Linked DNA regions of Homo sapiens: regions 1 and 3 are each linked to region 2. A link is a contact called in ENCODE Hi-C or POLR2A ChIA-PET data. All regions are on one chromosome and are shown on one strand. Each heading gives the region's core, a stretch centred on a gene start or an enhancer-like site at or near the end of the contact. The rest is flanking DNA. Distances are from core to core; before and after follow the strand shown.

Region 1 (4,459 bases), core at 1,068-3,567, 500 kb before region 2:
CGTAAGCACTGCCCCTCAGTGCTTAAGCTCCGCCCCTTGTTGCTTAAACCCCGCCCCTCGCTACCTAAGCCACGCCCGTTAGTCATTTGGGGCATGCCCCCTTCCCCTCGCCTTCCAGGCTCCCGGTCCCCTATATTTCTCCTTTTTAAGCCAAGCTCTGTTCTTACGGAAATGCTCGAGGGCCGGGGAGGACGGCTGGGGGCTCCGGGGTCGCCTGCACAATTGCCTGAGCAGGAGGCGCAAGTGGGAGATGACGATAAAGGGCGGGGCCAGCGCGGGCCGAGAGTGGAATTCCCGGATGAGGCGGTAACGCTGCGCCTTCCAGTAGAGATCGCTGTTGCCCTGTACTTTGCCGAATGTGTAACTGCAAAGGCCAGAGGTCAAAGGTCACTTGAGGTCAGGGCCCAGCCAGGGGCAAGGACGAAGGTTAGATGCCAGGCAATAATTGTTCAGTCTATAGCAGCAGACAGAAGTCAAGATCACTAAAGTCAGAGGTTACAGGATGCGATTAGAAGTCAGGTTAGAGCCAAGGGCGTTTGGTCACGCCTGTAGTCCCAGCACTTTGGGAGGCCGGAGTGGGCGGATCACCTCAGGTCAGGAGTTCGAGACCAGCCTGGCTAACATGGTGAAGCCCCATCTCTACTAAAAATACAAAAATTAGCCAGGCGTGGTGGTGGGCACCTGTAATCCCAGCTACTGGGGAGGCTGAGGCAGGAGAATCGCTTGAACCCAGGAGGTGGAGGTTGCAGTGAGCTGAGATCGTGCCACTGCACTCCAGCCTGGGAGACAGAGTAAGACTCCATCTCAAAAAAAAAAAAAAAAAAAAAAAGTCAGTTTAGAAGGGCCAAGGGTCAGATGTCAGAGGTCAAGTTGGGATGGTATCACGGTATAAGGTGGAGGTTGAAGTCAGGTTAAAGTTGGGCTCCAAAGTTAGCCTGGACACAAATAACTAACATCAGAAATGAAAATGGAGACATTACTACTGACCTTACCGAAATAAAAAGGATTGTATGAGAATACTATCAACAATTATATGTCAACAAACTAGATAAATGAAATGGACAAATTCCTAGGAACACACAAATTAGCTAAGCTGACTCAAGAAAAAACAGAAAATCTCAGTAGAATTATCATAAGAGATTGAATCAAAAACGTTTCAATAAAGAAAAGCCCAAAACCAGATGGCTGTGCTGGTGAATTCTATCAAATATTTAAAGAAGAATTATAATAACAAGGATGTTTCTCAAATTCGTCCAAAAGATTGAAAAGGAGAGAACATTTCCTAACTCATTCTATGAGGCCAGCATTACCGTAATACCAAAGCCAGATAAAGATATCACAAGAAAATTACAGAGCAGTAGCCCTTATGAATATACATGTAAACATCCTGAAAAAATACAAGCAAATCTAATTCAGCAGCACATTAAGTGGATTTTATACCATAACGAAATGGGATTTATCCTAGGAAAGTAAGGGTAGTTAAACATACAAAAATTAATGCAAACACCAAATTAATAGAACAAGGTGTGGGGGAAGCCATATGATCTTCTCAACCAACACAGAAAAGGCATTTGACAAAATTCAACAACACTTCACGATTTTTTTTTTTTTTTTTTGATGGAGTCTTGCTCTGTCCCACAGGCTGGAGTGCAGTGGCACAATCTCGGCTCACTGCAAGCTCCGCCTCCTGGGTTCATGCCATTCTCTTGCCTCAGCCTCCTGAGTAGCTGGGACTACAGGCACCCACCACCACGCTCAGCTAACTTTTTGTATTTTTAGTAAAGATGGGGTTTCACCATGTGTGGGCGGCAAGCCACCCAGGTGCCAAGGCAAGAGACCGAGGGCACAAGCTGTTCCAGTGTAATAAAACATATAAAATAACAAGAGTTATACTAGATATAGATCATAGATATGATTATATATGAATATCAATCATTAGTTTGTAGCAATTACTCTTTATTTCAATATTATAATAATCCTTGCTTTACAATCATAACCTAGGAAAAACCAAGCCATACAGAGATAGGAGCTGAAGGGGCATGATGAGAAGTGACCAGAAGACAGAGTGTGAGCCTTCTGTTATTCCTGGACAGGGCCACCAGAGGGCTCCTTGGTCTAGCGGTAACGCCAGCATCTGGGAAGATTCCCGTTACCAAGCGGACCGTGGTCTAGAGGTAGCGTCAGTGCCAAGGAAAAGCACCCACTACTTAGCAGACCGGGAAAGGGAGTCTCCCTTTCCCCGGGGGAGTTTAGAGAAGACTGCTCCACCACCTCTTGTGGAGGGCCTGACTGATGTCAGGCCCGCCCGCAGTTATCCAGGGGCCTAACCGTCTCCCTGTGATGCTGTGCTTCAGCGGTCACACTCCTGTTTCACTTTCATGTTCCACTCTGTACAGCTGGCTCTGCCCTCTAGATAGCAGTAGCAAAATTAGTGAAAGTATTAAAGTATTAAAGTCTTTGATCTTTCTTAAAAGAGCATAGAAGAAATAATGATGTAAGCTGTCCTCTCTCTCTCCGCCTTGGCTACCTAACAGGGAAGGGCCCCTGTCCAGTGGACATGTGACTCACGTGACCTTATCAATCATTGGAGATGACTCACACTCTTTACCCTGCCCCTTTTGCTTTGTATCCAATAAATAACAGCGCAGCCAGGCATTAGGGGCCACTGTCGGTCTCCACGTCTTGGTGGTAGTGGTCCCCCAGGCCCAGCTGTCTTTTCTTTGATCTCTTTGTCTTGTGTCTTCATTTCTACAATCTCTTGTCTCTGCACACGGGGAGAAAAACCCACAGACCTTGTAGGGCTGGCCCCTACAACCGTGTTAGCCAGGATGGTCTCGATCTCCTGACCTCATGATCTGCCCACCTCGGCCTCCCAAAGTGCTGGGATTGCAGGCTTGAGCCACCATGCATGGCTTTTTTTTTTTTTTTTTTTTTTTGAGACAAGGTTTCACTCTGTTGGTGGCACAATCATGATGGTGGTGAAATCATGGCTCACTGAAGCCACAGCCTTGACCTCCTGGGCTCAAGCCTTCCTCCCACCTCAGCCTCTTGAGTAGCTGGGACTACAGGCATGCACCACCACGCCTGGCAAATTTTTTATTTTTTTATTGAGATAAGGTCTCACTATGTTGCCCAGGTCGGTCTTGAACTCCTGGCCTCAAGTGATCCTCCCACTTTGGCTCCCTAAAGTATTGTGATTGCAGGCACAAGCCACCATGCATCATAATTTTTAAAAATCGTAAACTAGGAATAGAAATAAACTTTCTCAACATGAGAAAAGGTACTTCTGAAAAACCCACAGCTACCGTCATACCCAATGGTGAAAGAGTGAAAGCTTTCTGCCTAAGATCAGGGACAAGACAAGGATGTCCACTTTTACCACTGCTATTCCACATTGTGCTGGAAGTTCTGGCTAGAACAATTAAACAAGAAAAAAAATAAAAGGCATCCAAATTGGAAAGGAAGAAGTAAAAATATCTCTATTCACAGATGACATGATCCTATATATAGGAAATGCCAGAGAATCACAAGAAAGCTTCTAGGGCTGCAGATTCAGCAAAGTTGCAGGGTACAAGATCACACAAAAATCAGTTGTGTTTCTACACACCCGCAATGAACAATCCAAAAAGGAAATTAAGAAAGCAATTCCACTTACAACAGTATCTAAAGGTTAAGCACCTAGGAATAAAGTTAACCAAAAGGGTGAACAATTTGTAGCCTGAAAACTACCAAATACTGCTGGAAAAGCATTAAAAAGAACACCTAGATGAAATATCAATACTACCCGAAGCAATCTACAGATTCAACGCAATCCCTCGGAAAATTCCAACAACTGGCCGGGCGCGGTGGCTCACACCTGTAATCCCAGAACTTTGGGAGGCCAAGGCGGGTGGATCACCTGAGGTCGGGAGTTCGAGACCAGCCTGACCAACATGGAGAAACCCTGTCTCTACTAAAAATACAAAATTAGCCGGGCGTGGTGGCACATGCCTATAAGCCCAGCTACTCAGGAGGCTGAGGCAGGAGAATCGCTTGAGCCCGGGAGGCAGAGGTTGTGGTGAGCTGAGATCGCGCCATTGCACTCCAGCCTGGGCAACAAGAGTGAAACTCTGTCTCAAAAAAAAGAAAAAAAAAAAAGGAAAAAAAAAGAAAATTCCAACAACCTTTTTGACAGACATGGAAACTCTGATCTTTAAGTTCATATAGAATTGCAGGAGGCCCAGAATAGCCAAAACAATCTTGAAAAATAACAAAGGAGACTCATACTTCCAATGTCAAAATTTGCTACAAACCTACAGTAATCAACACTGTGTGGGCTAGACATGGTGGCTCACGCCTGTAATCCCAGCACCTTGGAAAGCCGAGGCAGATCACCTGAGGTCAGGAGTTCAAGACTAGCCTGGCCAACATGGTGAAACCCTGTCTCTACCAAAAATACAAAAAAATTAGCCGGGCGTGG
Region 2 (4,597 bases), core at 1,914-4,413:
CTGTCGCCAGGCTGGAGTGTCATGGCTCAATCTAAGCTCACTGAAACCTCTACCTCCCAGGTTCAAGCGATTCTCCTGCCTCAGCCTCCTGAGTAGCTGAGATTACAGGCACGTGCCACCACGCCTGGCTAATTTTTGTATTGTTAGTAGAGACGGAGTTTCACCATGTTGGCCGGGCTGGTCTTGAACTCCTGACCTCAAGTGATCCGCCCGCCTCAGTCTCCCAAACTGCTGGGATTACAGGCGTGAGCCACCGCGGCCGGCCTGGATGTAGCTTTCAGCCTCTCCCTCTCCCCAAGAACCAGGAGTGCAGGCCCCACCCCTGTCCTAGCAAAACCTCAGACATCTGTGATCCTCAGCTACCACACCCCTTTGTGATAGAAAATTCCTGCTTTACTTGAGAATGTAGCAACCGGAGCCCCCCCACACCTCCGCCCTCAGATCCAGTTCAGGCGCCCATCTCCCAGCAATCAAGTCTTGCTCCCTGGCCTGCCCTCCGGCACCCTGGAGCCCCGCTTTCCACACAGCCTTGCTCCTCCCGGCCTGGCTTGCTGCCTGCAGGCCTCTCAGGGTCCTTCACCGTCTCTCCAGTCTCGGATCCGGACCCGTGGATCTCAGCCTCAGACCCTCCTCTGGCCCCGGCCTTGCCCTCGGGCACGGCCCCTTTCCTCTTCAGCCCTGGGGTCCTGCTCCCCGAGCCAGAATATTGTCCTCCTTGGAGGTCCCCAAAGAAGGTGAGTCTCGACTGGAGGGAGAGGTCCCTCTGAGAGCCTAGTCTTTGTCTCCCTTGTTGCTGCTGCCATTTTTGCTCCTCTTCGGTGGCACCGAGCTGACCCCATACTTTGCATGTAGTCCTGGGGCCGGAAGGTGGGAGCCGCGCTGAAGCCTAAAACATCACACCTGCTCTTTCAGGAGTCTCCCAAGATCTCCCAACGTTGGAGGGAGTCCAAGCCCAGGGGGAACTTGACATACCACCAGTACATGCCCCCAGAGCCGAGACAGGGATCCAGGGCGGACCCCCAAGCCGAGGGGTCCGCCCTGGGTCCTCCTGGGCCATCTCTGTGGGAAGGGACAGACTCGCAGCAGCCACATCCTAGGTATGACACCCACTTCTGTTCTCCCGGGACCCAGAAATTCAGGTCCCAGCATCCTCCTCCCTCAAACCTCGAGTCCAAGATTAGGGGATTGGGGCCCCCAACCCTCTCTTCTCCCAGGGTTTAAGAGTCCAGGATCCCAGCCCCTCCCTTCGCCCTTCAGACCCGAGTCTGAACGCCTAGTTCCTCCTCCCCCATGCACAGAAATCTAGCCCCATGTTTGCGCCCTTGGAGACCCAGAATTCTGGACCCTCACTTTTCTGCATCTTCCCCAGCTCCCCGTCTTTGAGGACCCCAGAACGCCTTTTCCCCCTCTACCTCTCTAACCTTTGTTCGCCCCTCACGATTATCACCAGGATGAAGCCCTCTCCCCTCACTCCCTGCCCACCAGGAGTCCCTAGCCCCTCGCCCCCCCCACACAAGTTGGAACTTCAGACCCTTAAACTGGAGGAGCTGACGGTGAGTTTGGGGTGTAACTTTCCAGGCCTTCTCTCTCCTTCGGTGGGGTCCCAGAATTCCAACCCCGCAGCCTCTGCCCTCTGGAAATCCAGGAGATCGGGTACCCAGTCCCATCCTGTTTTAGGGTCCCAGGAGTCCGGACCCCCAGTGCCTCCTTTCTCGGTTTCCAAATATCCTGTCCAGCTCCTGCCTGCGCCCGGGAGCCCGCCCAGCACTGCCTCTTCCCACGCCCCGCCCCTCCCCAGGTCTCAGAGCTCCGGCAGCAGCTGCGCCTGCGGGGCCTCCCAGTGTCGGGGACCAAGTCTATGCTCCTGGAGCGCATGCGCGGCGGCGCGCCGCCCCGCGAGCGGCCGAAGCCGCGGCGCGAGGACAGTCCCGCGGGTGCTCCCTGGCCGCGCCTCAAGCCCAAGGCCCTGGCAGCCGCCCGGCGTCAGGGCTCGGTGAGGGCGGGGCTATGAGCTTGCGGACCAATGAAGAGAAAGCAAAGTGGGCCGGGGCGGGGTGTCGAAAAAACTAGCCAATGAAGTGTGGGGGCGAGGACCAGCGGTAGGAAGCCTTGAAGGCGAGGGGACGTGGTTCAGACTAACAGGGGGCGGATCTTTAGAGAAGAGGAGCCAATGAAAGAATAGGGGGCGAGGCCAAAGGGGTTGATGAGCGAGGGGTCGCGAGAGGATCAAGGGGTGGAGCCACACGTTGCGAGTGGGTGGGGTTGCGCCCTGTGGGCATGGCTTATGGGCGCTCGCCCTCTTGGCTGCTCTAGGTCAAGCCCAGCGCAGCATCTCACAGGCCACCTCTTCCACGTGCCGCGGATACCCCGGGGACGGCTCCGGCTCCAACTCCCACTCCGGCTCCTGCTGCAGCTCCAGCCCTGACCCCTTCCTCAGGGCCGGGCTCAGCGGCTCTGACTCTGGAGGAGGAGCTGCAGGAAGCGATCCGGAGGGCGCAGGTAAGAGGGTGTGGGTTGAATCCGGCTAGGGTTCTCCAGTCAGGTCCAGGTCGCAGTCCCGAGTTCACGCCAAATTTCTCCATCCGCAGTTGCTTCCTAACCGGGGCATCGATGACATCCTGGAGGATCAGGTGGAGCCTGATGGTAGGATCCAAACTGCTAGATTTAGGGGAGGTGGGGGCTGAGGTTCTGGACTCCTGCGTCCAAGGGAGGCGTGAGCTGGGGAGCTGGATCCTGGAAATGGGGTATGGGGGGCTGGCGCCCGGACCCCTGACTTTCCAAGCTCATGTACCATTCTTTATCCCGCAGACCCCCTGCCCCCTATTCCCCTGGACTTCCCTGGCTCCTTCGACGTGCTGTCCCCCTCCCCGGACTCTGAAGGCCTCTCATCTGTTTTCTCCTCTTCACTCCCGTCTCCCACGAACTCCTCCTCCCCTTCTCCCAGGGACCCCACGGACTCCCTGGACTGGCTGGAGGCCCTGAGCGGGGGTCCTCCTCTGGGTTCTGGTCCCCCACCCCCCAGCATCTTCTCCGCTGACTTATCTGACTCCAGCAGCAGCCGGCTGTGGGACCTGCTGGAGGATCCATGGTGATGGATTCTAGGATTTACAGAGACAGAGAACTGATGGGGGTGGAGAGAAGCTCCTTGTGGGAGGAGAGGGAACTACCAGCAGAGCCCCTCCTACCGCAGACACAGGATCGGAGACAACCTCCAACCCCACCTGCCTCCTGAAGTGCTGCTGACATGCAACTGCCTTAACTTTGCCTACCTGGCCTCCTTATGATCCCCCTCCGGCGTGGTATGGTTGGGGGGCTTCTTTTGCTGCTGGCCACGGCAAACAAGCTGCTTGCTGCTTCCTTCAGAGACCTCATGGATGTTCTTACATGCCCCCGACCCCGGTAGATGGCTCCCTGTTGTTTGGGGAGCCTGGAAGGTGGTTATGCCTTTTGGATGCAGGAGAGGAGCAAGAAAGAGTGGAGAGGGAGAATGGGGGAGCCGGACCCTGACCTCCCTGGGTTCTGGTTGGAGATGAAAAAATTAGAAGCATCAGGTCTAAGATCAGCTTCTCTTGGAAGCAGAGCCTGAGACAAGATATAAATGCCAGTCATTTATTAAAGAAGTGTTCTGGCTGGGTGCGGTGGCTCACGCCTGCGATCCCAGCACTTTGGGAGGCTGAGGCAAGTGGATCACCTGAGGTCAGGAGTTCGAGACCAGCCTGGCCAACATGGTGAAACCCTGTCTCTACCAAACACACACACACAAAAAAAAATTAGCTGGGCATGGTGGCACATGCCTGGAATCCCAGCTACTTGGGAGGTTGAGGCAGGAGAATCGCTTGAACCCGGGAGGCGGAGGTTGTGGTGAGCTAAGATCGCTCCATTGCACTCCAGCCTGGGCAACAGGAGCTAAACTCCATCTTAAAAAAAAAAAAAGAGAGAGAGAAAAAGAAAGAAATGTTCCCAGGAGAAACCAGCAGAAGAGTGGGGAAAACAGGACAGCAAAGGGGAAGAGGAGCAAGAGGTGACTTCAGGTGAAGTTCCAACCTCAGCCTAATCCTGCAGGGAGCTCCAGAGCACAAATTAAGTTGTGGAGTCTTTCCTGTCTTGGGACACATGGAACTGGGCCTTTGTATCTCCCTGTTTGAGCTTATTATAGCCAAACAACAAACCAGGCTCAGTGGCAAACGCCTGTAATCCCAGCACTTTGGGAAGCTGAGGCAGGCAGATCACTTGAGGCCAAGAATTCAAGACCAGCCTGGCCAACATGGTGAAACCCATCTCTACTAAAAATACATAAAAACTGGGCCGGGCACGGTGGCTCACACCTGTAATCCCAGCACTTTGGGAGGCCAAGGTGGGCGGATCACGAGGTCAGGAGATCGAGACCATCCTGGCTAACACGGTGAAACCCGGTGAAACCCTGTCTCTACTAAAAATACAAAAAAATTAGCTGGGCATGGTGGCATGTGCCTGTAGTCCCAGCTACTCGGGAGGCTGAGGCAGGAGAATGGCGTGAACCCGGGAGGCGGAGCTTGCAGTGATCTGAGATTGTGCCACCACACTCCAGCCTGGGCAACAGAGCGAGACTCCGTCTCAA
Region 3 (4,187 bases), core at 667-3,166, 460 kb after region 2:
TGGGGTTTCACCATGTTGGACATGCTGGTCTTGAACTCCTGACCTCAGGTGATCTGCCTGCCTCAGGTTCCCAAGTGCTGGGATTATAGGCTTGAGCCATTGCGCCTGGCCAGAAGAATCTTAATGTACAAAAATGAATAGGTTTTTAATACAACAGACTATCCCAATTCCTTGAAAGAAGAAAATACACCCATTAAAACAGAAACTATGGTGCCTAGAATTAAACTGCACAAAAAACTACATGACCCATATAATTTTTTTATGTTGAAATAATTTTAAACATGCAAAATTAGCAAAGATTCATATAAATCCTCAACCAGCCTATCCTGATGTTAGCTATATATATAATTGTATTATATGTATAATAGTTGTTATATATAAAACTGTATATATACATTTATTGTATTATAATCATATATATACATTTATTGTATTATATATAATATACAACTGTATATGTAATTGTAATATAATAATTATATACATAATAGTATATGTAATACAAGTATCCAACCAGGAAATTGATGTCAACGTATCTTACCATTACCTAATGTGCAGACCTTATTTGAATTTTGTCAATATTTCTCTTAACGTCCTCTTTCTTCTCCAAGATCGAATCGAGGATCTCACATTGCACTCAGTTGTTATGTCCTTAGATTCCTCCAGGCTGTGACCGTTTCTTATTCTTCCCTTGTCTTTTGTGATTGTGACACTTTTGCTGAGCATGGCCAATTATTTTACAGAATGTTTATCAATTTGGATTTCTTTGATGTTTTCTCACGATTAGGCTGAGGTCATGCATGTTTGTCTTCTGTGTTCAGTCAATATGCCCCATCCTTTTTCAAATATTTCTTCATGTTCTGGCGTCAGAATTTGTTCCAATGTTATCTTATATATTCCTGCCCCAGCCCTCGAAGTAACCATTTCTCCACAGATACTTCAAAATAGTATTTAGAAACCAAGGCCGGGCACAGTGGCTCACGCCTGTAATCCCAGCACTTTGGGAGGCCGAGGCGGGCTGATCTCGAGGTCAAGAGACGGAGACCATCCTGACCAACATGGTGAAACTCCGTCTTTACTAAAAATACAAAAAATTAGCCGAGCGTGGTGGCATGCACCTATAATTCCAGCTACTCGGGAGGCTGAGGCAAGAGAATCGCTTGAACCTGGGAGGCAGAGGTTGCAGTGAGCCGAGATTGCTCCATTACACTCCAGCCTGGGTGACAGACGGAGACTTCATCTCAAAAAAAAAAAAAAGTAATATTGATTAAAAATCAAATTGCATGAGAATGCATAGCAGGATACCAAGCAAATACAACTTTTAAATATTACAGAAAATGATATTTAAAATACAAACCAAATACATAAATCATGCAGGCGGATTAAGACGTTTCTGGATAGTGGTAACAGCTGAGAGTGGCTGGATGAATTCCAGAGAAATTTCATATATTGCTTCAATTTTATTTAAAATATACTATTACCTATGTCTTAGATATTTTATTTTAAATAATGAACAAGGATATTATAAACTCTGCAGAAGTAAGTGTAATCGTGTTTTTTTCCTGCCCACATTAAAGATGGCCCAGATGCTTGCACTGACCCCATTGACTGCCCACAGCCATCATGGCGACCGGAAGTCCTGAGAGCTTACTTCCCTCAGTTCTCAGAAAGCCCACCTCCTCTGCGAGCGTTATTTCAAAAGAAGTTGAGAACCAGAGAAACCGACCTAAGGGGATTCTCCCATTTGGCCCGTCCTACCCTAAAGTCACCACCTGCTGCTTTTCTGGAGCGCTTACCAGGTGAGTTTCAGGAGCCCTAGTGTACAGGAAGGAGAAACGGAGGCTTGTTGGTAGGACACCGCCAGGCTGCTCTGTGTTCTGTTCCTCTTAGTCAGCAAGGAAGGAGTACGACAAAGTGAGAAGTTCATATGAGCGTGTCAGAAGGGGAAATAGGGCCCCTCCCTTGTTAAAAACAAAACCCTCTGGAAGCTCGGCATCCTGTCATAACTTAAATTTATGACTTCAGTGACTTGGCTTGGACAGTCTTAATAATCTCTCTCACACTCAATTTGTTTTAATTTCTGTAATAATAATTTTTATACCAATGTTTATGTTGTTAATACTAATAATTTTACACTGTAACTGTATAACTTTAATTATTAGAAGTGTTAACCTAACTAACAAACATATGAAAGCTTCCTAAGGGAAACAATTTTTTTTTCTTTTTGAGATGGAGTCTCGCTCTGTGGCTAGGCTGGAGTACAGTGGCATGATCTTGGCTCACTGCAACCTCTGCCTCCCAGGTTCAAGCGATTCTCGTGCCTCAGTCTCCCAAGTAGCTGGGACTACAGGCGTGCACCACCACATCCAGCTAATTTTTTATTTTTTAGTAGAGACGGGGTTTCACCATGTTGGCCAGGATGGTCTCCGTCTCTTGACCTCGAGATCAGCCCGCCTTGGCCTCCCAAAGTGTTGGGATTACAGGCGTGAGCCACTGCGCCCAGCCGGAAACAATGTTTATTTGGGAATAGAGCATTGCAATTGGGAATAGACATGCCGTATTAAACTATGTGTATATTCAGGGAGATAAAGGAAGACAGAAATGGGGAGGATTGCATATTGTTTTAACAGAATTTTCCTTGGCTACAAAGATCAGTAACAAGGGTGACATTAGTCCTAGGTTGGACCAGCAGTTGCTGGGCAGCATTCCTTGCAGAAATATATATTTTTTTAAGGTTGTGAAGACCTTTATGTAAGGTTGTGGGTTTTGTAGAGTCTTTTTCATCTTCAGGCATGCAAGGATAAGAGCCCTCTCTTCATGGCCTTCCTGGCTCTATTTGTCAGGGTTATCTTAACATAAGTGACTCCATTTTGTTCTGACAACTTTCAGATTTCCCCTTGTGATCAAGAAGTTTCTCTGAAAGCACTCTCCTGCCTCAGCCTCCCGAGTAGCTGCGACTACAGGTGCCCACCACCACACCCAGCTAATTGTTTTTGTGTTTTTAGTAGAGACGGGGTTTCACTATGTTGGCCAGGCTGGTCTCGAACCCCTGACTTGTGATCTGCCCACTTCGGCCTCCCAAAGTGCTGGGATTACAGGGATGAGCCACCGCACCAGGCCTGCATTTCTTTTTTCAAAGAATTACTGTGGCATTTTTTCCAATGTCATTGTGTTCTGTGGTTCTTATCTAGTCTTCACATTTATTTACATAATGAACTTTCAATGATGGATTTCTACAGAATTTTTGTCACTAAGTGGTTGCCTAGAAGTATATATCCTAAGATTGAACATATTGAAATATGAGCTAACTTTTCTCATTCAATTATTGATTACTTAGTTAGTTTATTTATTATTTGGGGGATGGGATCTTGCAATGCTGCCCAGACCAGACTCAAACTCCTGGGCTCAAACTCCTACCTCAGCCTCCCAAGTAGGTGGGATTACAGGCATGTACTACTTCACCTGGCTCAATTATTTATTATTTATAACTCATTGTACATATATTCAGATAACTTAATCTGTGCATTAAACTCTTCCACTTTGTTGATAGTCATTTCTGTGTTTGCTATGTGGCTACATATGTATGCTATGTGTTTCCTCTATGCTTGAGATAGGATGATGGGGATTCTTCAATGGCTGTGTGAGTTGTTATTCTAGGGCACTTAAGTCAAGAATATGAATTGCTTTGGTCAATTTTTTATATCTTTACTGATACTCTGTTATTCTGTTAATTGCTGAAAGACTATTGAACAGATTTCCCACAAGAGTGGAGGATTATTCTATATCTGTTTATCATTCTACCCGTGTATACTATATACATATTGAAAGTGTGAATATGTATACACAAAATTAAAATTGTTATTCTTATTGAAGTGATCTACTTTATACTTAGTAATGCTGTTTAGGTAAAATATATTTTGTCTAATATTATTGGAGGTGCACCTGCTCCCCATTGATTACATTTTTACACAGATAGTCATCTTGCATTCTTTTATTGGAATCTTAATATAACTTCTTTGGGTTTATCCCCTGTAAGATGGAGGGAAATGCTCTTGAAGCCTAATTTGTCTGACATTCATATTGTTGCTCCAGATTCTTTTTAATAACCATGTATATGGTATATCACTGCCACTGTCATATGAGGGGTGGGGAAGTGGCCCCACTTGGAAACATTTTTGCAGATGAGT

Evidence for each region. Hi-C counts contacts between places; a loop is a spot of excess contacts on that map. ChIA-PET counts read pairs that join two places held with the same protein, here RNA polymerase II (POLR2A). Pooled maps may share reads with other maps.
Region 1: a loop to region 2 is called in a pooled map, with 4 times the contacts of the local background. The contact joins two enhancer-like sites. A Hi-C loop is called at or near these places in 2 of 50 pooled maps. POLR2A ChIA-PET finds 5 or more read pairs at or near these places in 3 of 52 experiments (HEK293, PC-9 and Panc1).
Region 3: a map with no recorded cell type shows a loop between it and region 2 (8-fold over the local background). The contact joins the promoter of CARD8-AS1 here to the enhancer-like site in region 2. A Hi-C loop is called at or near these places in 1 of 37 single-sample maps with no recorded cell type and 6 of 50 pooled maps. POLR2A ChIA-PET finds 5 or more read pairs at or near these places in 1 of 52 experiments (K562).

What each region holds. Positions count from the first base shown.
Region 1 is chr19:49,206,114-49,210,572 of GRCh38, reverse strand. TRPM4 (transient receptor potential cation channel subfamily M member 4) reads right to left here. Exons shown (of 25, transcript NM_017636.4): 21 at 168-364. Among named protein-coding and RNA genes, the nearest start is that of TRPM4, 51 kb to the right of the region's middle. Within about 2 kb of position 2,317, at least 23 of the 41 ENCODE cell types and tissues checked have a DNase peak (open chromatin) inside an H3K27ac peak, as active enhancers do.
Region 2 is chr19:48,711,762-48,716,358 of GRCh38, reverse strand. MAMSTR (MEF2 activating motif and SAP domain containing transcriptional regulator) reads left to right here. Exons shown (of 10, transcript NM_001130915.2): 4 at 592-734; 5 at 913-1,097; 6 at 1,451-1,553; 7 at 1,799-1,993; 8 at 2,314-2,499; 9 at 2,589-2,643; 10 at 2,809-3,634. The coding sequence ends at 3,092. Among named protein-coding and RNA genes, the nearest start is that of MAMSTR, 5.7 kb to the left of the region's middle. RefSeq lists a silencer at 1,742-2,031. Within about 2 kb of position 3,163, at least 4 of the 41 ENCODE cell types and tissues checked have a DNase peak (open chromatin) inside an H3K27ac peak, as active enhancers do.
Region 3 is chr19:48,253,404-48,257,590 of GRCh38, reverse strand. It overlaps CARD8-AS1 (CARD8 antisense RNA 1), which reads right to left and starts at 1,916. Exons shown (of 2, transcript NR_040599.1): 1 at 1,797-1,916; 2 at 1-1,240. CARD8 (caspase recruitment domain family member 8) reads left to right here and starts at 1,679. Exons shown (of 14, transcript NM_001184900.3): 1 at 1,679-1,799. RefSeq lists an enhancer at 1,571-1,810.